Regions from separate parts of the Homo sapiens genome. Here region 1 is linked to region 2. Evidence: read pairs that join two places in POLR2A ChIA-PET (ENCODE). Cell type or tissue: A673. All regions are shown on one strand. Links, peaks and the distances in the headings refer to the core of each region. The heading gives the core; the rest is flanking DNA.

Region 1 (15,291 bases), core at 5,290-10,289, 130 kb after region 2:
TTATATATCGGAAAAACATTGGTCTGAACATATTCTCTTTTTGAGTTTTGGAAATTCCTTGCGGGTAATTTCTGCTCCTTAATTGTGATTCTAAACATGTTAGTTAATATTGTTCAAAATGATGCAGAGGTGGCTAATATCCAACATTAAATAGCAGTGCTGAGATCCAAACCCTATTTTGACTGGACCCAAAGTCCCATCCTATTGACTACCGCATAGTACTGTACTGCCTCCCCAGACTAAACTGTCTCTCCGTGCTGGTTCTGCCACTTACTGTGTACCTCAGGTAAGTGTTTGAATTTTCCAATCCTGTTTTCTTATCTGTAAAACCAGGAATGTGTCATGAGGGCTTATAGGAAATATTTGTAATGAGTTCTTACTGAGCGCAAGACATGTCCAAAACACCACAGAAATCATCATTAATTTCTCCAAGTGTATTTTCAATGTAAAAAACAAGGAAAATATTTATGCAAATTTTCCACTGGGAAAATAGCATTTTATTTCCTTCTTCTGGAAGAATGCATGACCTTTGACAAAAATCTCAAACTTAAGCAAAAAATTGCTTAATAAGCTAGAGTTTGTCAGACTTAGTGAGAGATGTAATGAAAGATCATTTGCATTTGAATCCCTTTTTTCTTTCTTTTTAATAAAATAATCATCTTCAAATACTTTATAGAAAGCTAGGATTTAAAAAAAAAAAAAAAAAAACAGCCTTAGCCTGAGTAAATGGTAAAAAGGAATTCAGTGTTAAGTTTTAATTCATTTAGTATTGAATGAATATATAATTAAAAGTATACTTTTAATTTAAATGTGTCTCAGGGGAAGGATGTACATTAAACTGTTAAAATAATGTATCTTGATGGTGACAGAAATATAGTTGGAGATGAAAGTAAGAATTATTTTTTATTTTTGTCTTAATTGTTACAATAAGCATGTACTAATATTTTCAATAGTGAATATTTTAAAAAGCATTAAATTTTTAATTTTAATTATTTTTAGTTTTGGCCCTTTGTAAAATTATGATGCAGCTGAAGTTTGTACTGTGTGTGTTCTGCCTCTTTGTTCAATAAGATTTTATCACATTTTCCTCTGTCCTTACTGCAGCATGTATATTATTTTTCTATCAAAGTTTACTGCCAAAAAGGGTATGAGAAATTAATATACCCTAAATATATAAAATTTCTCACAATAAACCTTTCTGCCTCTCTAAAGGATATTTGCTATTCAACAAAGGTTAAAGTGATAAGGTCAGACATAAAGAGCCTCTTGCTTGAATTTCTATTATCCATCGGCAAGAGGGGCACAAGTGTTTGAACGTGAGGAAGACTTTCTGGCTCCTTAATGTCATATAATCCAGATGTTGGAAGTGTCCTATTTTGCTATATGCATAAATATGGACCTGGTTACTGGACCATATGGTAGGATTATTGAATGACTGATGGTGGTGGTTTTGCCCCAGTATATGTAGACCATGTACACCATTATGAAAACTTTTTTTTTTTTTTGGAGACAATCTTGCTCTATCACCTAGGCTGGAGTGCAGTGGCATGATCTCAGCTCACTGCAGCCATGACCTCCTAGGCTCAGGTGATCCTCCCACTTCAGCCTCCCAAGCAGCTGGGACTACAGGTGTGCACCATCATGCCTGGCTTATTTATTTATTTATTTATTTATTTTGTAGAGACAGGGTTTCACCATATTGCCCAGGCAAAATCCTGGAGTCAAGTGATCCTCCTGCCTCGGCCTCCCAAAGTTCTGGGATTACCAGCATGAGCCACTGTGCTTCCTGTAGCCTCCCCTCCCCTCCCCTCCCCTCTTCTCTTCTCTTCTTCTTTTTTTTTTTTTTTTAAGTGAAACTAGGAGCCATTGCAAGGGTTTGAGCAGATGAGAAATAAACTAACTGCTTTAACTTTTAAAATGATTACTCTGTTGGGTTGAGACTAGGCTGCAGAGACTAAGGATTGGAAATAGATCACTAAGAGGCTGTTGCGGTGATGTAGTTGAGAACTTGCATTGAGTGAAGGCAGTGGTGGTAATAAGGATTGCTCAGATTCTGGATATATTTAAAGGTAGAGCCAACTGGTATTTGACACCAATTCTTGACAAAGTCCTGGTGAAAAGTTTCGCTAGAAAGGGCTAAAAGAAGTGTTGGTTCTAGTCTACATTGTCTTCTCTTTCTTCTCCTGGTTCTGAGAAATCCTCCAGTTCCTTCCAATTAGTATTTGATTTAGGTCAAATGAATAACATTCTTTTATCAGTATTAATAGACTAAAGAAAGTTTATCACTCTCTTTCATTGCTGAAAATTGAAATTTTAAGTATAGAATCTTCATAAACTATCTTAATAAAGCTATGACGATTTATGTTCTCTTTAGTATTTATAGGTCCGTATGGTACTAGAATTTAAGGAAATGTGGTTCTCTAATATCTATACTGCAAACAAATGTCTGCTGCAGAGCTCTGGAAATTTTAAGAATGTCTGTTTTTTATCACTGCAGTGCATTAGTATTGCATTATTAAATGTTATTCCCTGGCCCAAACTGCATCAGTGGTTTTTTTTTCCATTTAGGTTTCTCCTGTCTACTTATGTATGAATGACATCAAACCAATGAAGCCACTGTGAGAAATCTGCCACTGATACATAATTATTTACTTATATTACCCATAAGGAGAACATTATCTGTTTCTTATCCATTTAATTAAGAAGAAAGACTACAGAAGATATTTGTTTATTTCTCCTTTACAAAATGTTTTCTATCTGGCCATGGCTATAAGACAAATAAAGGTTTTAAAAAAATTTTCAAGAACATTATTGTACTTTCTGTTTAGTACCCCAGTGGCATGAGAACATTTTGTGATATTTTCTCAGTTCAGTCAAAGAAATCAATGGCAACCAAGCTGAATGGCTGTAAAATGTTCTGGACAACTGTTAAATAGAAGCCAGGGACCAATAGAAGAGAGCTGGGGATGCTTTATGTTGCAAACCTCTTTTAAACAGAATGTGGATAAAATCTTTTTCAAGGACTAGTATAAAGATGTTCCCTTTAACAAACTATTTTAGTCCTCAGATGATCTTTCCTTCCTTTTCTTCTTTGGCTGCTTAGTAGTCACACTAATCACAATGAAGTCAACAACCTTAAAGTAAGATTTTACTTTGCTGCATCAGACAAGAGCCCTTAATGAATGAATACAATATAACAAATAATGTAATTGGTTGAATAGGACCTCAACACCATTTCTCCAACTTTCTAGAGAAAAGATGAAATCAACTTAATATGCCTATCAAGAAAAATGGCAAAGCGTATTTTTTCTTTCTCACTCTATCTTCTCTTTCCCTGTTTCTCTCCTTATCCCCTCACTCACACGTGCAGAATATACACAATGATAATACCTGCATTTAGTGTGAAGTGGTCTTTCAAAACATGACACAATACTCTATCAAGTATAACCTGACAGAGAATATACCAAAGGGAAGTGACAACTGGCCACTTGAAACTGGTAGATCTATAAGCATCCTCAGACCTCTGTTTCTTTAAAGAAAAAACAGTAACAGACTTTCCTATAACATGCTGAGTACAAGTAGTTTAAAGAAGTATTAGAATTGCTTTCCTTTCCTTTCCTTCCTCCAGAGCTCCAAGCAGGGAACCATCTTATGACTATTTCCTTACCAGCACGATATAAGTAGGGTGACCATATGTCATATTGCATGACTCTTGTGCTTACATAATTATTAAAACTGTCAACGTGTCCCAGTTTAGATAATAAGTTATATGATGGCCTTTGCCATAAGAGATTCTGATCTTTAAAGGAGTTGCACTTTGACTAAAGGAATGAGCTAAATGTCACTGTAGAGGTTATCAGAGAGGCACGTATGTGGAATGATAGTCATGTACGGGAACACATTTAGACTAGTTTGACAAGCCAGGTGGTCAAATTTCTGTAGTTCCATGTCATAGAAAGTCAATATAAACTACCTTTTTTTCTAATTTCTTAACTTCCTTAAAATATAACTTCCTTAAAATATAACTGACAACATCAAATTAAAATATATCTTAACTTCCTTAAAATATAACTGACAATATCAGCAATTAATTTGAGGCTTATAATGTGTAGTTCTAAAATATATGACAATAATAGCACAAACAACACAAATCATATATGTGAAATTGTATAATTGGAACAAAACTACCAACTCTCTTAACCAAATTGACATTTATAGAACAATTCATCTGACAACTTCACAATAAGAATTCTTTGCAAGAGGACATAGAACATTTACCAAGACAGATCAGATCATATGTTGAGATATAAAATAATTAAATTCAAAAGATTGAAATCTTACTACAACAGAATTACCTTAGAAATCAATAACTACATGACATTTAGAAAATTTTGAAGTATCTGAAAATTAAATAGCATACTTGTATATTGGTAAAAAAATGAGAAATTTTAAGATATTTCTAATTAAATAATAATAAAAACCAAACTAAAAAAATTGTGGGATGCAGGTAAACCAGCAATTAGAGTGAAACTGATTGATTTAAATTCATATTTTAGAAAATAAAAAATAGACTAAATATATAAGTATATAAATATATAAAAACGTGTGTGTGCATGTGTATTGGTCAGGGTTCTCCAGAGAGACAGAACAAATAGGATATCTATGTGTGTATGTATGCATGTATCTAGCTAGCTAGCTAAGAGGGGATTTATTAGGAGAATTGGCTCATGGAATTATGGAGGTGAAGAAGTCCCGTGATGTACCATCTACAAGCTGGGGAAGCAGGGAAGCTAGTAGTGTGGCTCAGTCCAAGTCCTAAAGCTCTTGAATCAGGAAAACAGATGTTGTACCTCTCATTCTGAGACTGAAGGCCTGAGAATCTGAAGGGCTGCCAGTGCAAGCCCTGGAGTCTGAAGTCTGGGGAACCTGAAGTTCTGATGTTCAAGGGCAGGAGAAGAAAAGTGTGCCAGCTCCTGGAAAGAGAGAGAGTGAGTTCACCTTTTCTCTGCCTTTTTTGCTCTATCTGAGCCCTCAGACAATGGAATAGTGCCTGCCCACATTGTCCTCTGAGTTGAATGCCAATTTCTTCTGGAAACATCCTCACAGAAATGTCCAGAAATAATGCTTTATCAGTATCTCTTAATCTAGCCAATCTAAACTTAACCATCACAGTATGTCTGTGTGTGTGTGTGTGTGTGTGTGTGTGTGTGTGTGTGTATAAAATGCATATACATATCTAAAATACATAAGCATATATAAATTAGGCCGGGCACAGTGGCTCATGCCTGTAATCTCAGTACTTTGGGAGGCCGAGGCGGTTGGATCACCTGAGGTCAGGAGTTTGAGACCCGCCTGGCCAACATGATGAAACCCTGTCTCTACTAAAAATACAAAAATTAGCAAGGCATGGTGGCGGGCACCTGTAGTCCCAGCTACTTGGGAGGCTGGGGCAGGAGAATTGCTTGAACCCAGGAGGTGGAGGTTGCAGTGAGCTGAGATCGTGCCATTGCATTCCAGCCTGGGCAACAAGCGAAACTCCATCTCAAATATTTTTTAAAAAGATATATACACATATATAAAAATAGATATATATACATATAGAAATAGAAATATATATGCAAATATATATAAAAATAGAAAAAAATTAATGATCACAAAAAAATGTTCTGTCTTTTCAGCAAGGATAGCGGAAGGAAAAAGGCACTTCCTACATCCTAAGGGATGGGAAGAGATGGGAGGTGAATTCGCCACAGTTCCAAGCGGAAAGTCAGTGGTTCAACATGAAATACACTAAATTAATGAGATTTCTTGTCCTTTGGTCACTCTGTGTTGGAAGGAATGGTGACACTGAGTTGAGGTGTTTTGCATGAGTTGTGAGATAATGCAGAGTTCATTTCCTCTCTGATTTATAGCTCACTGTGGAAGTGTTGTCCAGAACTAATTTGGAAGTCAAATGGTAGATGAGCATTGGTCTTAAACCCAGCACCATCTCAGCTATGCTGAGTTAAGGTATTTGTGTCAAATCATTCGCCTCTCTAGATAGAATAATATACATTCCATCAGATGATACTCGTCAAGAATATTGATATGTAGGAATGAAAAGTGTTGACGACACCATTGGTCATTATTTTATGACTGTGAAAGCACACATTCTCTTTCTCTTATGGAAATTGGGCTCTTAAAGCAACTGATTCATATTGTTTACTCGCATAAAATTGTCTGTTTTGTTGATAATTCTGGGTGTGCTTGGTAAGTAACTGTGTAACTATTAAAACACTTACTATACCCTGGCTCTTCTCCACGTTTTTTTTTTTTTTTTTTTTTTTAGAATTAAGGGTTTGCCCTCCCTTATAGAGAAGACCTGCTTTTAATAAGCAGTGCTTTAATCAGCCTTGAAACTCAGAATGAAGATGGGACCTCTAGGAGGGTTTTATTTAAAGAGAACACTTAAAGCCCAGAGTCAATGTGTTTCTATTTTTAGCCTCTTTCTAATAAAAAACCACCAAGACTCTCTCAGGATAAAAAGTCTTATTAAATTAATAATATAATTTAATCAAGCCCTAAACATGAAAGTATCTTAATTGCTCTTCCCATAGAGCAAGTTATGGCTTCTCTTCCTTTAGCTTGGCCTGGCATGCTCATGGCCACCTTTAAGGCCCAGTAATGACCGTTGTCTCCCTTTAAAACCTGCCTCTGTTGGAGTCCCTTGGTTAAGCTTTGTGTGTTGATTTCTTTCTCTTCTGGGATTTTATAGCTTCTACTGGAGGGCAAGAGCTATGTTTTATTCATTTTTGTAACTACAAGGGTGGTGTCTAGCACACCATGCTAAATATTTGCTAGATTAATAGACAAACAAAAATCAGTAAATATATAAAGTAAGCACATGAAGTTTTTGAAGTAGATTGAAGTGTTCAGGAAAAAAAGGGGTTTTTCTTTTTAAGAAAGTATTCCACAAGCGCTTTATAAAGGAACCTCCATTAAAAAAAATATATATATTTAAAATGATCTACAGATATTCTTGGACTTATGATGGGATTACATCTGAATAAACCCATTGTAAGTTGAAAATATAAGTCAAATGCATTTAATGCACCGAACCTACTGCACATAGTTTGCTTAGCCTACTCCTAGATACTTAAGGTATAAATGTGCTCAGAATACTACATTAGCTTACAGTTGGGCACCATCATCTAACACAGAGCCTGTTTTATATAAAGTGTTGAATATCTCATGTAATTTATTGAGTATTTTACTGAAAGTGAAAAACAGAATGGTTGTATAGTTACTTAAAGTACGGTTTCTACTGAAGGCATATGGCTTTTATACCATCTTAAAGTTGAAAAATCTTAAGTTGAACAATTGTAAGTTGAGGACTGTTTGTATTAATGATGTTTGTTGCTTTCTTGTTTGTTTTCTGAGACAGGGTGTTACTCTGTCACCCAGGCTGGAGTACAGTGGTTCACTGCAGCCTCTACCTTCTGGCCTCAAGTGATCCACCTGCCTCATTCTCCCAAGTAGCTGAGACCACAGGTGCATGCCACCACACCCAGCTGTTTTTATTTTTTGTAGAGATAGGTATCACTACGTTGCCCTGGCTGGTCTCAAACTCCTGGGCTCAAGTGATCCTCTTGCCTTGGCATCCCAAAGTGCTGAAATTATAGGCATGAGCCACCATGGCTGACAAGTTTGTTTTTCTATCTAGAATGAATGAATATGAGTACTTTAGCTTACATGGCATAAAAGGAGCCACCTTCTCTCATTACCTGCAATCATGGGTCTGTGTCCTAGATGAGTTGTCTCAACTACCCAACATAAGGCCACTTTTACCAGCAATCTAAGGGGTTTAATAAAAACACATAATATGTTTTTCTGGCTTTTGTGTAGAGTATTATTATGTCTAATTGAGAATTATTATCTAGTATTTATTTATTTATTTAGGCTACATTTATGGTCAGCTGAGTGACTAATGTCTGTTTGACTCCCCTGTTTTCTCAGTGGAGCTGGGGTTCTTGGTAGATAAAACACCAATATTGTCTGTGATTTATAAATGAGAGTCTTTTGTATTGTTGGTTGACATTTTCAATCCTGCAACCAGATTCCATAGCTTCCTAGCTAGGGAAAAGGAAGCACAAGAATGTATTGTGGGGCACTGGGGAAATGCAAGACTGCTTGAATATTGCCAGGTTACAATACCCACCACGTTATTTTGGTGATTCTCAATGTTCTTGCAATCACTTATATGATACGTGCTTTCCTGATGAGACTCAGAGCTACATAGGAAGTAGGTCATTGTGTATTTTATTACTATTGTATTCCCCACATCCTTACACTTTGTGAGCAAGTAATAAGTAATTCTCAAATGAATGAATGAATTGGGATAGGAAATGCACATCGAATGTTATTTCCTTCTTTAGTCTCTCTCTTCCTCCATAGCTTTCTACTTCCTGGCACTAAAAGTAATCTCTGTATACTGATATTTAAAAAAAAATCTTAGCACGTAGTATTTTCTCTGGGCGGTTCTTACATAATTTACTTTCCATTTATATTGTGGTTATTTAAGAGGATATCTAATCGTACTACTAGATTGTCAGTTTCTTGTCCAGAGGATATATTTCTAATTTACTTTTAGATTTCCTATAGTGCCTATGCATTTTCAGCAGTCAATTAGGTAGCTTGTTGAATGAATGAATCATAAGGAGCCTGTTAAAGTGACATTTACTGAGTTCTACTTATTAATATTCAATGAATATTTTATTGGGAAAGCAAGGAATCTTACTTTCATTTGTATTAAATCAATCCAGCATCTAGTCAATGACCACTGCTTTTCCTCCTGGCCTTGTGACATGCAGAGACTCTGGGGGCGCCTTGTTTAAGTAGGACACACTATATGTAAGCACACCCCTCTGTGATTTTCTAATTCCATTATTCAAAACTTCTTTAATTACATTGCCCTTCAATTAGACAAATGTGTTGATTATCACGGAGTGCTGACAGGCAAAAGATGCTTTTAATTACATATCAATTTAGCTTTTGACTGATCAGCAACAAGGTTCTGGTTACTGGATAATAAAATTAAGCATGTGGCCCTCTGAACCTTGAGTCCTCATCATGTAGCCTGTAATGACAGAGGTAGAAAGTTTCCCTATTTGTTCCCACTTTGGGGAATATCTTGGCAGTGAATTCTGTGAGTCAATTCTTTTGAGTCCTTGGGCAACCTCATTCAGCCTGAGATTATGCATGCCTCAACTCAAGGAAAATGCATGGCATTTTGAAATGCATCTGCATGCCTTCCTTCAGAGTCTTTTCTGAGCTCAACCCTTAAAACATCTTATATTTGCAAATAGGAGCAAATGAGTTTTCTCTCAGATGGGATTTGGAGTGGCTCATAGGCTTTTAAATCTTTTTTTGTTGTTGCTGTAACAAGAATGGGAAAAACAGCAAAACAGAATGAGGGATGGGATGAGCAGAATGACCTGTAAGTAGAACCAAGGGAAAAAAAGTAGCAAGTGGAGAAATAAGGAGAAACCAAAACCCTGGAATGTCCCAAAGTCCAAAGGCATGGAGAGGTTCAAGAAGGGAAACTCTTGAAGCCTGTCAGTGGAGTGAAGGGCTACTGTCTTAGTCTGTTTTAACTGCTATAGCAAAGTACCATAAATTGAGTGGCTTATAAACAACAAATGTTTATTTCTCACAGTTCTGGAGGCTGCAAAGTCCAAGATTAAGTCCTGGTTGATTTGGTTTATGGTGAGGGCTAGGATTTTGATTCATAAATGGTGCCTTCTTTTTTTTTAGTCTGTCACCCAGGCTGGAGTGTAATGGTGCCATCATGGCTCACTGCAGCCTTGACCTCCCGGGCTCAATAGATACTCCCACCTCAGCCTCCCGAGTAGCCTGAACCACAGGCACACACAACCATGCCTGGCTAGTTTTTTGTATTTTTCGTAGAGATGGGGTTTCACCATGTTGCTGGGGCTGGTCTTGAGCTTCTGAGCTGAAGCAATACATCTGCCTTCGCCTCCCAAAATGCTGGGATTACAGGTGTAAGCCACCATGCCCAGCCATGGTGCCTTCTTGCTCTGTCCTCACGTGGTAGAAGAAGCAAGGCAGCCCTCTGGGGTCTCTTTTATAAGGGCACTAGTTCCATGTATGAGGGCTGTACTGCCATAAATGAATCACCTCCCAAAGACCTCACCTTCTGATACCATCATTCTGGGGGTGAGGATTTCAACATAGGAATTTCGAGGAGACAGAAACATTTAGACCATAGCAGTCATGCAGAGAAAGCAGAGAACAAGGACAGAAAATAAGCAACTTGGTTTGTCAGAAGGACTATTGGAGACCCCAAAGTGTGCCCTTTAAGTAGAACAGTGAGAGGGAAGCTGACTATAAAGAGGTAATGAAGAAACAAGTGGTGAAGATACATAAGCAATTATTGTATCCTGCTCATTCTAGAAATGTGGCCATGTTCTCTGGAACTCATTTTTTTATGTCTGTTCACCTTTCCTTTTGCATTCTGTTGGCCCAGTTTGAGTTATAAAAAAAACTTCTCCTTTGAGTCAGGGAGGGGAAATAACTTTGCGTAGTTGGGGAATTTGAGCAAGTTGGCAAGGTGGCCTCTTTGACCATCTTCACTTTTAACTTTTCCTCTATTTTAAGAAAATTGAGTAATGATGAGTGGTTCTGTTTTGACATTAGAACAACTTTTATGGTTTTCACATGTGAGGAGATTATACCTGAGCCTCTAAAAGGGCTTAAAAAAAAAAAAGACCACAGTGACTATAGGAAGGGGGTAAGAGGAGAAAGCTTATGGAAGCCAGTTGAAAAGACTAAGATTTTAAAGATGTGATGGTGGAGCCAGAGGGCATGCATTTATTTTAAAGGCAGAGATTTAGAGTTTCAGTGCCTGCCACTGGCCTTGGGTTAGATCCATGGGCTTGCTTGTTGATGCTCTCTTAATGAAAGTCAAGAGAAAAGATTACCATGTCAGTGGTTTTGTTTTCTTTGATCTTCTGTGGCTGTGTGCCACACTGATTTTGCCTGGGAAGCCCCAAGGCAGTTTTTGTAACAACCCAGTGTTATGTTGTTGAAGGAAGGTCTGTTTACCCTTTGTCTCTCACACTGCTTCAAGGGATGGAGCAGGGGGAAGGTCACTAAGTGAGAGGTCATAAAGGTTGAGTTCTGGTGATCATGCTGTGTTATTTGCCTTATGAGTTTTATCCAGCCACCTGGCATTTCTAAAACTTAGTGTTTTTTTGTATGTAAAACAGCTTTAAGAATACCTCCCTATCTTCTAGGGTGATGGTAGAATCAGATGAAATATGTTAAAAAGCACATTAAAACCAAAGAAGAATGCATTATAAATAAAATGCAATGTTATCAAGCAACCAAAGAAGGGAAGTAGAAGACAATGAGGAATTGAAGCAGGGCTAAACATTCCTTCTCTTTCTCATTATCCTCATCCCTATAGGGGTAGCTGAGAACCAGCCTCCGTTGTGGGCCCCATAATTCAATTGAACTGACTTCACACTGGGTCAGGAAGTGAGGGGGCAGGGTCCAAAGCTGGAAATGGAAGGTCTGGGATTCTGTGTGGTTTGTACGAAATGCCTTTCATTGGGCCTCACACATATTTAGCACTCAGTAAATGTTTATGTTGTTACCTCTTCTTGTCTGCTGTCTTTCCAGCCATATATTTAATGCTACTCACACATAGGTTCAGGCTTCTGGGGTCCAAAGCATATACAATATTGGAGAATCTCTTCAAGTAGAAAAATATAAAAATATCTTCTTTTACAAGTTTAATCAAGACATTTGGTCAGGTGGGCACATTCTTAGGAACCACCCAAGGCCTTGCAAGTGGTCTACACAAGTGAGGATTCTTGAAGCTTCTGCTTTGGATGGTGATGAAATGCCCAGTGTATATATCCTGTTTACTGCAATGTTCAGCAACTTCTGTTTGTGTGTATGTGTGTGTTTGTGCATACACACGTGAATTGGCAGTCTATTCACATAATACGCATATGCACACACAAACTCCTAAATGAACTACATTGTAAGTATATTATTTAACATTTAAAAAATTAAAGTGAGTTAACATGTTTAGTTTGAGAGTTTTATAACATCTATTGAAATCATTCAAGAGCTTTTGAATCTCTAGAATATCAAATGTGAGAATCTTTGCTCCAGGTTACTTTTTACTTAAAACTATCTGAAAATTCAACCTACAAATGTGTTGTTTAGGTTACAAAACATTAGGCTATGTTTTCCTCTCTTTAGTGATAGAGCAGAAAATAATTTGAGTGACTTAGTCCAGTCAGCTGCCTTTAGCAAACCTCATAGATGTCTTGCTTGACACATAAGACACTGTCCTATTTTTGGAAAGGAGCTCTCCTTACCTTGCTTTGAAAACTAGCACCCGTGTTAGGAATTTCCTCCTGTGGCGAACCTAAAATCTCCAGGGTGTAACAATGCTATGTGAGCTGCCATTCAGAATGCACCTGTATATTAAGGTCAGGAAGACATCTAGTAAGTGCTTGCTAATTTTATTGTTAAGCAAATTCACTTCTTTGAATCTCTAGTCTGCTTTCCCATTTTTTGTTTGTTTTGCTTTTAGTAAAACTGACAGAACGTTCCAGCCAGTGTTCCACCGTTTCAATTTCTAGTTAGTGGAATCATGGTACATCATCTACTGTACACAATCTCTATGATGAATATCCTCAACAGAAAGGATATTTTCCTGGGAATTGATGGTAACATACTGTGTAGTAGATGTCAGAACTCAGTTTATGATTTGGCTTAAAAATATTTTTACCTTTATTGTGAAAGATATAGAAAACTTGGAAAGTAAATAAATATAGAAGGAAAACAGAAATCATTGGTATTTCACAGCCTACATATAACAACTATTCATATTTCGATGTGCTTTATTCTGTTTTCTTATTTATGGACACACACAGATATTCATAGCAGAGAGAACATTTTATCCTTCTCTTTACTCCACTTAGTAATATATAATGAACATTTCTCATATCACTAAAATTTATCCAGAAACATTAATCTTAATAGATATATGATATTTCATCTTGTGGATGTGCTTTTTTCATTGCTATTTTCTTTGATCTGGTTCTTTATTTATGTAGGGTTTGCAGAACATTAATAATAGTTTTATATGTGTTTTAAAGATTATATCAAGCAAAACACCATTGCATTCTCATTTAAAAAGTCTCAAATAATTAAATAAAGTCCTCCAGTATTTCTCATCCTCAGAAGTTACTGTTTTTATCAGTTTTGTGTCTGTGTAGTTTTCTTATGCATTAACACTTATATATGTGAGCATTCAGGAAATACAGTTTTTTTATCATTTATGTTTCTTCATAATTTATTTGAGAAACCATTTATTATCGATTATTCAGATTCTTTCTAATTTTGATTTTCATAAATAATAACAAATGACTGTACATAGATGTTTAGTGCATCTCTGATCATTTCTTCTGGATTAAATTTATAGAATTATTGGGTCAAAGAATATGGCTCAATAGAGACTATCTTTAATAAGAAAGTATATACTAACATACATGTTTCATTATTATAAACCTAGAAGTTTTCAGTGCTGAATTAATGTATTTATCTGTCTAATAAATAAGAATAAAAAAAGCAAAACAAATGAAAATTTGGGAAAAAGTTATAGTAGCAAACCATGGGGTAAGCTAAAATATAGCATTATTCTGAGTGATTAATGGAGTGTAAGAAACAACTTAATGAAACCACAAAGCCAGTTCTTCAATGGACAGGGAATTCAGGAAGCAGAGACTGATAATCTTAACACATGAGTAATTTTTCCATGTTTAATGTTGCCATAATCACTGCTAGCTTTAGGCATCCCCATGTAATTTGTGTATTTTATTTATTTTGCTTGGAGCTTAGCATTCCATTATTACTATTTTCTTGAAAACTCATCCTATCAGTAAGTTTATGCAATGCAGTGTTATCATGCAATGCCTGAACCACAGGCACACACAACCATGCCTGGCTAGTTTTTTGTATTTTTAGTAGAGATGGGGTTTCACCATGTTGCTGGGGCTGGTCTTGAACTTCTGAGCTGAAGCAATACATCTGCCTTGGCCTCCCAAAATGCTGGGATTACAGGTGTGAGCCACTGTGCCCAGCAATGGTGCCTTCTTGCTCTGTCCTCACATGGTTTTGCCATGTTGTCCAGGCTGTTCTCGAACTTCTAGGTTCAAGCAATCTGCCTGCCTCAGCTTTCCAAAGTGCTGGGATTATAGGTGTGAGTCACCTCACAGGTCTTTCTTCACTATCTTCAATAAAAGAAATTATTATGTTTTCAGGGGTTTTGTGTGTTTTTAACAAAATAGGGTGAGATATTTATGGTTGGTTATGAGTTTGTTTAGACTCTTGCTTTTTTTTTTTTTTGAGACCTAGTCTTGCTATGTCGCCCTAGCTGGAGTGCAGTGGTGTGATCTCAGCTCACTGCAACCTCCACCTCCCGAGTTCAAGCAATTCTCCTGGCTCAGCCTCCTGAGTAGCTGGGACTACTCAGAGCCCTTATCCCAGCTTTCCTATTTTGCTGCTCATGTTGAAATGCTTGTTATCCTTTGAGCTCTATGAAATAACCCAAGGAAACGGCTGGGTACCCACCTTTTTTAGGGCTCTAGATAGTTTACTTCAGTATGATTGTCATATGTTGATAAATCAAGTTATTTTACCTTGCTAGAGCCAGAATTTTAAAAATATAATCAAGCCTAAATAAGTCTTAGGAAATATTTGCAAAATATAACTAAAATATGTCTTTATAGGAGAAAAATGGATGACTTTTAAACAACTAAATATTAAGATGACAGTGCCGTTATTATAGTGGGTAGCAATGCATTACATAAAATTGAGCTGTATATGAAATACAACATTAAAAATTTTTGTTTCTAATTTGAGTCCTAATTCGTCTGGGAAGTGAAAACAAATCCCAGTTAGTTCTGATTCTCTCACTCCTCCATTTTCACCTGAGTTGCATCTATATTCCAGGTTTTATCTAGTGCCATAGATGTGTTAGTATGGATATTTACAAGAGGAGAAGAGTTAAGCATTGACGAGATTCAATTAAGACCTTACAACCTGATCACAATTAAAAATATTTTTTTCCCTTGGGAGGCCAAGGCAGTCAGATTGCTTGAGCTCAGGAGTTCGAGACTAGCCTGGGCAACATGGTGAAACCCTCTCTCTACAAAAAATCAAAATAAAAATAGTTGGGCCTGGTGGCATGCATCTGTAGTCCTAGCTACT
Region 2 (15,291 bases), core at 6,499-11,498:
CAGGGGCAAGGAGTGTGGGAGAGGGAAGGGTGAAGTGAGCCAAAAGTATGCAGCAGCTCAGTGGGTAGAAAAGGGGCTAGGGAGAGGCAGGTCTGAGATACAAGGGCATTTGGTGCATTTCCTTCTCCCGGGTCTCCGTTATGCAGAATGTGTGGCCCAGAGACATAGAAGCCATGGGGCATCTTTCCAGGCACTCAGGGGTGTGTCCAGTATGCTCCCCCTCCACAAGGAAATTAACAGAGCCTTAATGGGTAGAAAGCATCTGTAATGAGAAAAACTTGGAATTATATTAAGAAAACTTTTCCCCAACCATGAGGGGTGCCAAGAGACCAAAGAATGACTCAGACAAGTCCAGCTTGGCAAGTAGGTGAGATTATTAGAACTTACATATGAGGTGCTCCGAGATGGCAGCAGGGCAGCTATACATATCCATGCCACCTCCCATTCCTAAGCTGCTTTGAAGCTAATATTCTGACTCTTTGCCTATTGTGTGTGTGCGTAATGGGACTGTTTGCCTTGGTAGGTTCTCAGATACTATGCAGGACATTTGGGTTCTCAGGAACACCTGCTCCTCGGCTGGGCACCATGGTCTTGGCTCACAGCCTGGCCTTCAGGGTTCAGGCAGCAGATATACACCCTTTAGTAACTGGGTGGGGGAACTGTCACACGACAGCACCTCTTGGAAAAGGCTAGGATTTAGAATACAGAGGCTGTGGAGTAGGGCATTTGTTGGGGTTCGAAAAGCTGGGAGGTGAAACTGCTCAGGGAGGCTCCCTCCATTTCTCCAGTACACAGTTCCATCATGTTTTTCTGAAAAGCTGACTTGATAACATTCATGGAGCTGCTCATCTCAACATGGGAAACTGAGCTAATACGGCTTCCTCTTCTTAAGACCCATTCCCACTGACTGCCTTCAGTGGCATTTCCATAGACCTCCTACTTCACCAGCCTGGAGCCAACCCAGGCATCAATTCCTTTCTTAGACCACTCTCTTCCACCCTGCAGCGCCTCACGCTGTGAACACTCCTGGGTTACCCACTGCTCCCGTGGCACTGTGGCCCCAAGTCCCTATTACTGGCCCTTGGGGACACCTCACAGCATTTCCTCTCATCCTAAGCTCATCTCTGCCATTTTTCATTCCAGTACATACATTCTAATTGCCAAGATTTCCTGAAAATGTTTGGAGCTTAAGGTCTTTTTTTTTTTTTTTTCTTTTGAGATGGAATCTCGCTCTGTTGCCCAGGCTGGAGTGCAGTGGTGCGATCTCGGCTCACTGCCAGCTCCGTTTCCTGGGTTCACGCCTTTCTCCTGCCTCAGCCTCCTGCGTAACTGGGACTACAGGCGCCCACCACCTTGCCCGGCCAATTTTTTTGTATTTTTAGTAGAGACGGGGTTTCACCGTGTTAGCCAGGATGGTCTCGATCTCCTGACCTCGTGATCCGCCCACCTCGGCCTCCCAAAGTGCTGGGATTACAGGCATGAGCCACCGTGCCCGGCTGTGCTTAAGATCTTAAAGTGGCCAGACCCAGCCACCCTTCTTATTTCCTCAGTGGGAAAAAAGGATGATTTTCTGATCATGCAAAAATGTGAAGATGAAGAAAAGTGTAAGTGGAAATGAAAGTCACCCATAACTTAACACTCAGAACTACCACTAATATTTTGTTGAATTTTCTTATTTCTCATTTTTCTTTTTAAAAATGTATTTTACAACCAAGGTTTGTATCCTATTTTTGTCACTTAATATTTTTTATCAAGAATATTTCCTCACCGGGCGTGGTGGCTCACGCCTGTAATCCCAGCACTTTGGGAGGCTGAGGTGGGCGGATCACCTGAGGTCAGGAGTTCGAAACCATCCTGGCCAACATGGTGAAACCCCATCTCTACTAAAAATACGAAAATTAGCCGGGTGTGGTAGTGCACGCCTGTAATGCCAGCTACTCAAGAGGCTGAGTCAGGAGAATCGCTTGAACCTGGGAGACAGAGGTTGCAGTGAGCCGAGTGCCGTTGCACTCCAGCCTGGGTGACAGAGCAAGACTCTGTCAAAAAAAAAAAAAAAAAAATTCCTCTTTCTTTAAATATCACTTGAAGATAAATTTTAAACGGCTACAGAGTATTCTATTGTATAGATGCAAAATAATTTAGTCTACTATTGTTGGATATTTGTATTGCTTAAAGGATAGATACCCAGAGTTGGGATTATTGGGAAAAATAGAATATTTTAAAGATATGTATTGCCAAGTTTCTTTACAGAGAGGTTGTCCCAGTGTGTACCCAGAGTAGAGGTACATGGGATGTACATCCAGCCACAACAGCCAAGGGTTTGGTTCTATGCTTGCCAATTGTATAGATAATTAACAGCGATCCCTTGAATCAGTCAGTTCATTAGTCAACCTATGTGCTTATGGCTGAGCTCTGCCAATTACTATTTGGATGACCTTTGGTATCTGGCCTTTCTATCTATAACAGCAAAATGGAGAATTTTAAAAATGGGTAGAGTCTTTATAGTTTCTTTGCTTTCATTTCAGATGGTTTGATAAATAAAATAAAAACTGAAAAATATTTTTATAAACCATAAAGCATCATCCAAACATAGTCAGCACTGCTACATGGCCAGTAATCTTTTTGACTTTGGGGTAGAAGGGACGCAAGGAATATATGGAGCATCATTCTTATAATTCAAGAGGTTTAACAATTGGTAATATTCTACATGTGGCATCATTACAACAACCATGTGTCCAGGATTTCCTGGAAATGTCCTCCCTCTCCCTGGAAAGTCCATGTGCCAGACATTGTGTCTCAATTTTTGGTTCTGAAATATATTAATTACAGACATAATGTCTATTTTATAATGGGAAAGTTTATAAACCTCATTGAAGTTAATAGGTTTAAGGATGATTTCTGTAATAATGTAAATTGTTTTAGTTTTGAAAGATGAAAAAGGATAGTTGCAAAAATATATTACTTCCTTTGCTTTTGGTGAGTCTGAAACATTGTGTGTATGTGTGTATCTGTGTCTGCATATGTAAATATGTACATACACATATATTTTTGTACATATGGATATACACATATTTTTTAATTGGCAAAAATTCTCTCCTTTCAGATTTGTAGTACTTGATTAGTTTCATTTTCCTTCCTTTAATATAAAGTTGATTTCAAATCAACTAAGCACAAATGAGTGTTTTCACTCAAGTGCCCTTCCCTTCCTCCTTCCCCCTTCCCCCTTCTCCGTTCCCCCCTTTCCCTTTCCCTTTCCCTTTTCCTTCCCTTTTTCCTTTCCTTTCCTTTCCTTTTTCCTCTCCTTTCTTCTTTCCTTTCCTAACTTGATCCAGCCAAGTGAAAATCATCCATCTCGGCCAAAAGTTTGTTGGCAAACTAATAGTATCCTACAGTGCCATCCTGAAAGAAACAGTTTTTGCTGAAGGTAAAAGTTTTATAAAAGAAAGCATTTTCATAAAGAAAGTAAGTCCTGTTTTACTTTGTTTCTGTGGCATTGCTGAGTTGGACAGCAAGTTTAGCTCACTGATGTCCACACAAGTAGGTACACCGAGGAACAAATGTTATTCTCATGATGACTCCAGCAGCTGTGATCATGGTGAGCTCTGATGCCAACCAACAACACGGTTCAAGATTTTGATAGGAAATGTGTGCATTGTGTCTTCTCAAACACAAACATTTTAAATGACTGCATCATTAAAAACATCCTACTTGTCTGTCTACTTCTTCCTGGTCTTTTCTGAAGTAAAACCTAAGCAGAAACCTCCTAAATTAGTTGTGTTTTCGAGGGCTTATTGCTCTTACTGTACCTGACACAAACGTATACAAAGTCAAACACCTAAGTTCCTAGCCTCAGGGATCTCCACCTGGATTCTGGGGATTCTTTGGATAGAGATTCTGGAAATTGGATGAAGACGTTGAAAGGAATTGGGTTCTTCTCATCCCTGCCCACCCACTCCCCTCATTTATCCTACTCCTCCTCTACCATCAAGGACCCCTTGCATCCTTCCCTAGGGAACCTGGATATCCTGGGAGGAACTGGCTTTGAAGGCCAGACACTCCCCACACCCTACGTCCTCCAACTCTCCTCTAAGCCCAGATGGGAGTGGTTGGACCTAGATTATCTCAATATAGATAATTTACTGAGTAGGTAAGTCAAGGAGTATCCCTTGGTTAGGCCTTATCATTCCTGCCAAAGTCCTGGAAGTGGGAACATCAGGGAAACCTTGTGTGGAATCAAGATCTGGTGGCCTGGGACCACTCAGTCATTGCCAGATTCTGGCATTCTCCTACCTGAATCCACCTTTGGGCTAGAACAAGGCCAAGGAAAGAAATGAGACTCAAGTGCCCCAGCCTGCTCCACAGAGGCCCTTCATTGCAGCAATTGTCAGCTGTGGTGTGGGAGGACAGCAGAACCTTTGTGAACCATACATTCCTGCAGAGTTTATATACATTTTTAATTGGTAAAAATTAAAAATATATTAAAATTATATATTAAAAGTTAAAAATATATTTTGCTCCAGCCCCGACTAACTCCTTTGTTAAATATCATGGCCCTGGTGAGCACTGTTTTTGACTAACAGGTGTCACATCCCTTAGGTGAGTTGGGGATGAAAAGAAGTTGAGAACAACTTTGCTAGTGGACTTTGTCATGCCATGGGCTTGTGATCTTTGCCCATTCCCAAATCACTCTAGGCTGAGCTGCTAAGTCCAGGAGCACGATAGGCAAGGACTTATGTAACAGGAGAACAAAGCACCAAACACTCAGAAGGATGACTTTAATATGGAAACCTCTCTTTTCTGCAAATCTGTGCCCATGCAGCCGCCACAACAAATGGGGATATAAACAAAGCCAATTGTGCTGACTTCACAGCACCCATAGATTGCAGCCTCTTCTCAGATTCACTTTAACAAAGGGATAAATCGAACTTGTTGTCGGCTAACAATCCCACATTGTCTTCCCTCTCTCTCGCTACATTCTCAGAGCTCTAAGAAGCACTGAATGCTTGGATACAAAACCCCATGTGACAGTAGATACATGCCAACTACCCCAAGATCCAGACTTGCTTGACACTTGATCTGAACATGACCATAACAGCAGCATTACAACCTTTAATCCAAGTAATGTTCATCTACGGAGAGTCTTTTTATCAACAAGCCTAGTCCAGAGGTCTCTGCCCTGGCAGGCATGTGGAATGTCTAACACATTACTCAGCTCCATGCCACAAACTGGGGGACCATTTTCCTCTTTCTTCCTCCTCAGTGTTTAGTGGATATAATCACACGTTTGTGTGATTACAGTGTGTTATTTACCATGAGATAATAGGGTGGCCAAAGCAGCTTGAGTGCAGGAATTGAAAATGCACAGATCATTTACTTTAATGGCTGCACAACCTTGGAAACTGTCAGAGGGTCAGAATTTCATGACAGAGTAGCTTATCTCAGGTCTCAGCGTCCAATAGGAACGTGGCCTCTGGGTTCTCTGCCTTGGTGAAGGAATCTTTAATGGGGAAAACAAACCTCTCCCCTTGCGGTCCCTGGAAAGGCACCAGAAGGCTCCCTTTTCTTATCTGTCCTTCTGTGATGCTGCAGAGAAATGGACAACATTTTGTAAAGAGCCAGCTCTTGGGCTTTGTGAGCTGTAAGCTCTATATTCAGTTCTTCCAATGTAGCACACAAGTAGCCATAGAAAACACAATACATGAATGAGGGGGGCTGTGTTCCAATAACATTTTATTTATAGACACTGAAATCTTTGAGTTTCACATAATTTTTCAGCATGACAAAATGTCCTTCTTTTGATTTTTCAGCTACTTAAAGACGTAAAAACCATTCTTAGCTTACAATACGTACTAAAATAGGTAGCAGACTGGTTTGGCCTGCAGGCTGTCGTTTGCTGACCCTTGTCTTAGAGCATCTCAAGATGCGACATGGAATTTGGAAAGGAAACCTCCTGCAGGGCTCCTTCCAGCCATGAGGATCTGACATTTGGGTAGAAAAGCCTTATGCCTGGCCTGAAGGAGCTTGGCCTTAGTGTTCTCATCTTTTCTCTTGGGCTACCCTTATTTCTGTAGCAGTCTGATTTAGGAATAAACTAATGATAATGAAGTCCTCAAAGGAACATGAATTCACGTTCAAACATTTTTACATTGTGACTTCTTTTTTTCTCGAATTCATTGTGGTTTTGAAACATTTTATTCCTCTTTAGCCAACTGTTCTGAGAGTGTTGTTGGCTTTGAAAATTGTAGCAGTTTCAATGAGATAAGCTTGTCAGATTTTTGAAGCAAAGAAAGGTGTGAAAAGTCACTGAATATCAACACACCAATGGGGCCACTTTAGGTTCTGCTGAGTGCCCAGTGGAGCCCACTTAAAAGCTTTGTCTCTTGTCCATTTCTCTGTTCTTGTGTCTGCATAGAAAAAAACCTTTCTTCAGATATCTTTTGGTTTTCAGTGATATATTGCTTTTGTGAAGCTTTCAATGAAAGAAATAGTTTTGAACATCTATGTGTCAGGTTCTATACCTGAAAATACAACAGACCCTTTGGATAAGATTCCTTGTGAGAACTTAACGACGACTTATAATTTTCTTTTGTGGAGCTGAACAACCTTTAATATGCCTTTAATTTTGTTACCTCTGAGGGTTTCAGGCTCCCTGACCTCAGATAAAAGACCAGTATATGGGAATAAGAAAAGGTGAATTGATCACAAAAGGCCTGTCTTGCCTTTGCCTGCACTGAATCTGTCCTTACAAAGGAGCTAAGAGAGATAAGCCTACAAGATGCTGTCATCCTTCTGTCAGAGACTAGGGTTGTACCAACACAGGTCCCTCTCTCTGAATTTTTTTGGCAAAGAAAGACAGAAGGCAATAGTTTAGTCCTTTTAAATGCACATAGGTTTGAAAAGGATTTTGAAGCACAGTTTAGTACAATTAGACTGAAAGTCTTAATGTCGTTCTTCATGAAAACGTTGCATGGCTTTGAAAATGCTCAATAGCTTTATCAGCCACATTCAAAACTTCAGCAAGCAAGCAAGGCCTTCTCCCTCAGCCTGCCTGGTTCAGACACACTGAAGGGCCCAGTGCTGAGATGAGTAGCCCTGGGCCAGGGAGCAGTCCATGGACCCAAACAGAGTCCAACCCTGGACAATTGTTAACAGGTTTCAGGGTTATTCTCAGCAAAAGGGAAGCAGCTTTTCTATGCCCCCTACACTCAGGTGGGTGCAGGCAGCCTTGAGTGCAGACAGTTGTTCCCAGCCTAGTGGGAGGGAATATTCACAGGACTCGGACATTTTAAGGCAGTGACTAAGAATTTGCTCTTCCTCAGTTTCAATTTTACCTGTAAATGTACATGATGATTTCTGCCGACAGTGACTGGCACAGAGGAACTTGGAAACACAGGAACTTCAGGCACTGACACACACTTCCTGGTTCGTTCTGACAACCTATTGTCCCTATCTGAGAGTTAGTCCTTATGTTTTTTTTCTGTGTCCTCATCTCTCTCTCCCTACCTCACATGCATGAACACACATACATACACATGCACACACAAATTTCCTACTTGACCTGTGGCTAGACATAGTGGTCATCCATAAACTATACAACACATTGACCGTATGTAGGTGGTGGGAAGGCCAACCTTCAATACTAATCTGAGCAACTGCACCCTCTAATCCCTGAGTACTGTTCCTCTCATTGGCTGCCACACAAATACTATTAAAGGTGGTTTGCATTTCTATTCCCTGTTCCACCTCCTACCAAGAAATAGAACGATTGGTTCCATGTAAGATGTGAAAAGCATTCCTATTATATCCAATATTGACTGAGTGATTACTACATGCCAGGCACTGAGCTAGAGATAAGGATTTGAGTGATGAGACAAAAAAGATTTGCCACTCCCTGGGCCACAGATTACATGTGTAACTTTCTTGGGCAAGTATCTGAACTTCTCTGGGCTGAATCTCTAGGATTGGCACCTGCTCTGATAGTCTAAGAATTCAACAGAAATGGGAAGCAGGAGGGAAAGTAGCTTTGGTGTCAGAAGCAGAAATGACTCCTGGAGAAATGTTTGTTCAGTAACAATACTATCCAGAGGAAAGAATGAGAAAACAGTAAATGAGGTTAACAGCCACCTGGACACGAGGAGAGAGCAGCCCATTGTGAAGGGAATTGACCAGAATTTGGAGATCCCCTTCAGAAATGGATCATTTGCCTCTTTGAAAATAAGGAGCTCTTCCACCTGCACAGGTTGCTTACAAGGGGAAGGAGAGGAGTTTTCCTCTTCTTCGGTTGGTTGTTGACTTGGTCCTCTGTCCCTTCTTTGAATAGACCAAGGGATCTAAGTAACTTTCAACAAGTGGATGCTCCTTGAGTATGGAGGGCTTGGAATGGAAATGAAGCGTAGGAAGAAAAGTACAAGTCTTGAAGCCACTAAAAGCAGCCTTCAGTCACACTCTTTAATGACTTCTTGGGCCATCCTAGGCAAACTTTTAAATCTCTGTTTGTCTTTGTTTCCTCCTTTTACAAAGGGGGCTAATAGGAATTCTTCCTGTTTGGATAAGGATTTACAGTTTTCATATGTGTGCTCATTTAACTTCACATGGGAGGTAGGTGGAAAGGAAGACAGATGCTAATTTGTTCAAATCCTTTGATAATAGGCTGTCCTGTGAACCGTTAGCTATAAGAAGCATTTGAACTAGAGTCCTAGTCTATTTGGAGCAACTTTTAAATTGATCTTTTAGGAGCCTTTCAACCGTGAGGTCCCTTTGAACTTATAGCCATTCTAAGAGTGGTTATCATAAATGTAATTACCCACACATAACACAAGATTCCAGCTCTGCACATAACAAGAGATAGACTTATCTCTAAGAAGTGTGTCACTGTATTTCTTCCAGCTGGTACAATAAGCTCTTGGAAGAATTAAACACTACTGAGACAGGCATGGGGCATTCTAGATGCATTGAGCTTGTACTTCCCAGGTGGCTGGCTTTGTAGATAAAGCACCTAGCACAGCATAAGTGGTTGGTTCTTCCATTTAGTTTGTCTCTAACCCTTCAGGATGAACTTAAGAATGAAACAGCAATTTCTTTATTCTCCATCCCAATAGAATTTTGAAGGATTCTTGCTGTATTGTGCATGGAAAGCCCTCATTAGCAATGCAAGCACTTCAGAAGGCAATGAGTGACTCATACAAGGTCCAGAAATAGTACTGAGGAAAACTGCTTTTATGTAATTTTTTTCTCGGAATGTCATGCTGTGAATACTTATCATCTCAGCAGAGACAAGTGGGAAAGATCACATCTTCCTGGGCCTGCAGGGATGTTCTGTCTCTCAGAATCATGTCACTGCCTCACAGGCCTCCAGGAGCCACCAGAAATTTGAAGGAAGCTGTTTAAGCACAACAGGGGAGTGAATAAATGCAGGGTATATGTAAGCAGTAACTCATCTCTTCAGTTTTAATAGTAATGCATTCAGCACGTTTCCTTCGGTTTATATTTTGTTAGTCTTGTTTTTGCTCCCTGAGGTAGACTTAAACATTTCAGAAAAAAATTGTGTTAAAATATGAATGATACGAAAATTACCATTTTAGTAATTTTTAAGTATACTTTTCAATGACATTAAGTACATACACTTTTTTTTTTTTGAGACAGAGTCTCGCTCTGTCAGCCAGGCTGGAGTGCAGTGGCATGATCTTGGCTCACTGCAGCCTCTGCCTCCTGGGTTCAAGCGATTCTCCTGCCTAAGCCTCCTGAGTAGCTGGGATCACAGGCATGTGCTGCCATGCCCAACTAATTTTTTGTATTTTTAGTAGAGTCGGGGCTTCACTGTGTTAGCCAGGATGGTCTTGATCTCCTGCCCTTGTGATCCACCCCCCTCGGCCTCCCAAAGTGCTGGGATTACAGGTGTGAGCCACCACGCCTGGCCAAGTACATGCACATTTTTGTGACACCATCACCAACATCCATCTCCAGAGCTTTTTCATCTTCAGAAACTGAAACTCTATACCCATTAAATAGTAACTTCCCATTTTCCTCCCCTCAGTCCCTGGCAATCACCATTTTGCTTTCTGTTTCTGTAAATGTGACTATTTTTAGGTACCTTATATGAGGGGAATCACACAATATTTGTCCTTTTGTGATTTGCTTATTTTACTTATCATAATGTCTGCAAGGTTTAGCCACGTTGTAGCATGTGTAGGACTTTCATTTCATTTTAGTCTGAACGATGTTCTCTCATATGTATATAACACATTTTGTTTATCCATTCACCCATCCGAGGACACTTAGGTTGCTTCCACTTTTTGACTATGGTGAAGAATGCTGCTATGAACATGAGTATAGAAGTATCTGAGACTCTGCTTTCACTTTGGGGAGTTATATACCCAGTGGAATTGCCAAAAATAGATTCTTGAAAAGGGAAGATCCTGAGGGAAGTAGGTGATAAAATTTTTACTCCATCAGTAAATTAGAGAAAGGGCAGAAGTATATGATCCAGGACTCTGAACCTAGTGAGATGGATGGAGGCAGTCACACAGCCAGGGTAGGGAAGGAGAGAGGGGCAGGCTTGATCCAAAAGGAGGTCAAGCTATTGGCAGGTTGAGATTTAGGCCTTAAAACATTCCTTGGAGAGGCTGTAGCCAGCTTAGAAGGAGCTCTTGAAAGCTGAGCCAGGGTCAGCACATCCAGGGGCCATTTGAGTGGGTACTACCAGGTGCTCATTCAGAAGACTGACACCAGATCTCTCTCCTTCACTGCTGAGTGAGGTCCTGTCATGGACAGCTCTGCCCATAGCCCAGTGATTACCCAGCAGCAGGATGTCTGCCGGTTTTCCCTAAGCGAGAAAAAGCTGTGACCTCGAAGTGTTCTGAGTTGAAAGCTGTCTTGGAGTGGAAGGGATGGACACATTTCCTGCAGCTTCCTGGATTCAACTGGCCACTGGGAGTCAAATCAGACTCTGGAGTTTAACACATGGTTTCTAAGGAGTCCCCAAAGGGTGACTCTGCTGTGTGCAGCATTCCCAACTGTGAAAAGCATGTGGGTTGGAAGGCGGATGAGATGGGGGTAAGCATGGAAGTCATAGCAAAAGCTTAGGATGGTCACCCTTGGTGGACTGGACTAGTCTGACCTGGTGCTAGAACCTGTCCTCCCTGGGGCAGGCCCAGCTGGTGCCCCAAGGACTTGCATTTTGTTCCATGCAGCCTCTTGCATTAGGCAATGACCATAGCACCCTGGATAATGACCAGTCTTGGAAAGATTAGCATTCTACATACTTAGTTTTTGAAAAAAATTATGTAACTGGTGTTCTACTTTTTCCTAGAATCTTTGCCTCTCTAAGGACAAGTCTTTGCTCTTGTAAAGGGAGAAAGGGATCCAAAAAATATTGGTATGCAGTAATTTTTGATTAGCATCCCTAGCCAAGTGATAAAGATATATTACATGCTCCGAAATTCTACAATAGCCCACCCAAATCCCTGATTCATTGCCTGAAGGGGCCCTTTGCAACACAATAGCTTACACTTCAGGCCCAGATTTCAAGAGGACCCATTAATCAGTGATGTGAGGTGGTGAGCGAGAGGGTTTGGCCCCATGACAACTTGGAAAGTTTGCCATGATTTGGAAAGAACAGCAGCCCACATTCTGAATAGAGAAAGGGAAAAGGGGACAGAATTCTCTGCTGAACAATAATGAGAATAAGATGGAACTGCTTCAAAAAGATGTCCATCCAGCAGTAGACGAGTACACCTGTGCATATGGCAAATGTTGGGGACCAGGCTTGGTCATGGTCACGTCTGGGAACAGACTGACAGGGATCAGTGGGATGCTCACTTTAAGAGTATCTAGGTAGCTGTCATAAGAATGTGTTTTATTCAGAATAAAAAAAAAAATCACTGTGTTTGTAAAAACAAGGATGTTCTTGTTTAGTTGTCTAGGTTTCTGACATTTTGACTTGTGGCTCCTAGAGACTTGAGTGGCAGCGGAGATATTAATTTTTATGCATGTTGGGCATGAGATATAAACAAAGTGGATATTTCCTTTATGATTCACAAAGTAGTGGAAAGGATTCTGCTTTAAGAATCGGGCAATGGAGCTAACTCTGCTGCCCTGCTGCAACTCTGTTTGAAACTATGATGTATTATTTTACCCATCAGGCCCTCTGCTTCCTCACATCATTATGGGGTGGGAGTGGATGGAAGGTAGCTGGGTTAGATGTCTTTTATTCATGACCCGGAGGGCTTCAGAGATCTTGCCAGCCCTCTGGAATAGTTTATAATATGTTATGTCTTTGTGGATATAAATATTTTTTCTCAAAAGAAGGCTTATTGCTTTTATCACATTTTCTAAAGTGGTCTGTGGCTCCCCAAATGTTCAGAACTCTTGTACTAGATCGCTAAACATCTCCTCTAACTCTTACAGTCCTTGAATGTGCTCTTGTACATCTGTGACTCTAAGGTTAATCCGGTTTATTATGAGAGGTGACCGTGATGGTATCTTCCCTAAATCTGTTTTGTTTCATTGTAATGTGAGAAAAGTTTCAGGAATGTGAACTTTCCTAGTTCATTCTCATTTTCTGGACTCAGCTGACCTTTCTTGGGAAAAATAATAGAAAAGTAGGAAATGGGCATCTTTAGCTCCTTTAATCTCTGCAACTCCTGGTTGTGTCTGCTCATCCCACCTCGCAGGGTCTCACACAGCCCCATTGTGAAACCCAAGCAGATTTCTGCTCTCAGCTCTTTTCTCATTGATCCCTTTCTGCCTTCACCCCACCCTCACTGCAGTTTTCCACCCAGATAGATGCTCCTTGACTTACAGTGGAACTGCATCCTGATAAGTTAGTAGTAGATGTTCCTTTACCAGACACAGAGGGGATCCCGGAGGTATTAAAAGGTTGATCCACTGAAGGTTGAAAATGCATTTAATACACCTGACCCATCAAACATCAAAGCTTAGCCTAGTCCACTTTAAATGCACTCAGAACACAAATTTATGATTGGACAATAATCATCGAGCAACCCAGTACACTGCAGAGTATCGGTGTTTACTCTTGTGACTGGGAGCTGTGGCTCGCTGCCACTGCCCAGCATCATGAGAGAGCATTGTACTGCATGTAGCTAGCCAGAAAAAAGAGGAAAATTCAACACTCAACGATTTCTATGAACGCGTATTTCTTTTGCGTTGACATAAAGTCAAAAAATTGTTAAGTTGAAGCATTGTAAATCAGGGGCCATCTTAATGCCCATTCTACATCTATTCTTTAAACAACTGACTTTAATTGAAAAGCTACATGGGGAATGATCTTTGAGCAGGCGAATCTTTTAATACCTCCAGGATCCCCTCTGCGTCTGGTAAAGGAACATCTACTACTGACTTATTGACCTCTGCACGTGCAAAAGGAGGTGGAGATGGAGGGATGTGTTGTTTCTGAAGGGGAGAGTTCCTGGTGCAGATTTCTTACTGGCTAAACTTGCTGGAAACACCCACAGAAGTGGCACATCAGACCATTCTGCCCACAAGCATTTTAAAATAAAAATGAAATCAAATGGTCCTCTGTTCGACATACACAAAATTCACTGTTTCAAAAGCACTTTCAAGATGATTTTTGTTCCTTTAGATTTCTCATTCCAAGGATTTTGCCCCACCCAGCAGGGGAATTACTGAGTATTCTGAGAACTGTGTCTTCTGCCCTGAGAGTGACCTTCTCAGTGTAATGCCATGCCTCAGGGATGGTCACAGACAGAGCATGGGTCTTCCTAATGGAAGTGAGAGAGTATAAGTGGTAGGGGGAGGGTGGAGAGAGAGTTTTACCGATACTACTATCTCTGTTCATTAGCAATATTCACAGCTTCGCTTTCTTTGATTTGTGGGAAAACTCTTTTTGTGAAATGACACCTGAGACTCCAATTCTAAGGCACAGGGTGAAGTAAACTGATAGAGAAGTTGATAGGGCACTGCCGTTACAAGTTACCTTGTACCTGCTTTGCAAAACTTGCTGAAGTATGAGCTGGATGGTGCAATAGTGAGATCTTCCTGTGTTCTCTCACAGGCACCCTGATTTTGTTTTCAGAGGATAAAAATTCATTTTAAGCCATTTGAAATTCTGAAAACCATGGAATTTCTTTTTTCTTCTCCTTTCTAAAACAAAAGTTCTTCTCCATCTAAGATACATTAAATGTATAATTTTTTTAAAGGAATTACTTTGTGAAAACAAGTTCATGGATTCAATTTCAGACTTCTTATTCTTAATGTTTCCACACCTATCAACAGGAACACATGTGGCCCCACAATTCACCATTTATGCAGGCTGCATTTCAACGTAGGGGGCAGTTAACCTTTTCCCTTCCATTTGGTGATTCTCTTTACCAGCTTTCTTTATTTCCTGTAGAATATTTTAAAAAAGAAAATGTGGGAGACATTTCTATTCACATCACATGTTGTCAAAGCCCTCTTGTGGGATGTGGTTTAACTCTTTAACAGTGGCCCTGTGATAGCTAAAAATTTGATGTTCAGCAATTACTGCTCTTTGGGAACTCCAAGTACATCCAGCATTGCAGTTTTTTTAAACAATTGGCTCTTTTTTTCTGGGTCCATTTCTCATCTCACTTGGCTCCCCATAGAGTTATGAGACAGGCCCTCTGTTTCTACTGAAGTAGAACAACTGACATTTATGGCTCAGCTGGAAGTAGAGAGGTGGATTGACTGATTCAGGCTTTCATTTTTTTTTTTTTAACTGAAAATGTGATATGGGTTTGTTATGTTTGCTTAATCTTATTTCAGGCTCCCCTATAAAAATCCTGGTGGGAGAAAGAAAGCAGAGCATCAGCATATGTGTTGAACTTGGAATAAGAAATTTTAATCCTTGGAAAAATGGTATTGTGTAAATTCCAAGTTGTAACTCGTCCCAATATATTCAGACAGTGGCAGGAACATTTTATTTTTTGTTTTTATGCTCCATTCACACAATAGTGCATTAAAGTGGCCTTTTGAATGCTTATTTCCCTTAACTTTTCTTTAGGCCTATATTTATTTTATTTGACAGAAACCCTACTGCCTTATATGAAGTAAAGCAGATGTTTTGCATTTACAGATGGTGCACCTGACAGTCAGAGGTTGAGCAGGTTTGCTAGTGGCCAGCTGTTTGCTTGTGCCCTCAGCATCGGTATATATTTTGACTGCAGAGAGAAAATAAAAGGCTCTATTGATTGGGCACTTATGTGCTAAGCCCCGTGCTGCACAATTCAGGTTCGCTGGTGAATTTAGGACTTACAAGATCCTATGAGGCAGGTCTTCTTAACAGCCTACCAC

What was found. ChIA-PET counts read pairs that join two places held together with the same protein. Peaks named below come from ENCODE experiments on the same cell type or tissue, not always from the same donor. Only the 100,000 strongest peaks of a DNase experiment are listed, where the experiment ranks them.
Region 1: POLR2A ChIA-PET joins it to region 2 with 8 read pairs; 1 of 35 experiments calls an interaction of 5 or more read pairs at or near these places.

Annotation. Positions count from the first base shown.
Region 1 is chr5:67,405,679-67,420,969 of GRCh38, forward strand. No RefSeq gene overlaps it. Among named protein-coding and RNA genes, the nearest start is that of TILRLS, 150 kb to the left of the region's middle. RefSeq lists an enhancer at 10,662-11,318. In A673, for the core only: no CTCF peak of the experiment used is centred there; a DNase peak (open chromatin) is centred at 8,313; H3K27ac peaks cover 1,997 bases.
Region 2 is chr5:67,278,791-67,294,081 of GRCh38, forward strand. No RefSeq gene overlaps it. Among named protein-coding and RNA genes, the nearest start is that of TILRLS, 18 kb to the left of the region's middle. In A673, for the core only: no CTCF peak of the experiment used is centred there; a DNase peak (open chromatin) is centred at 9,251; H3K27ac peaks cover 1,414 bases.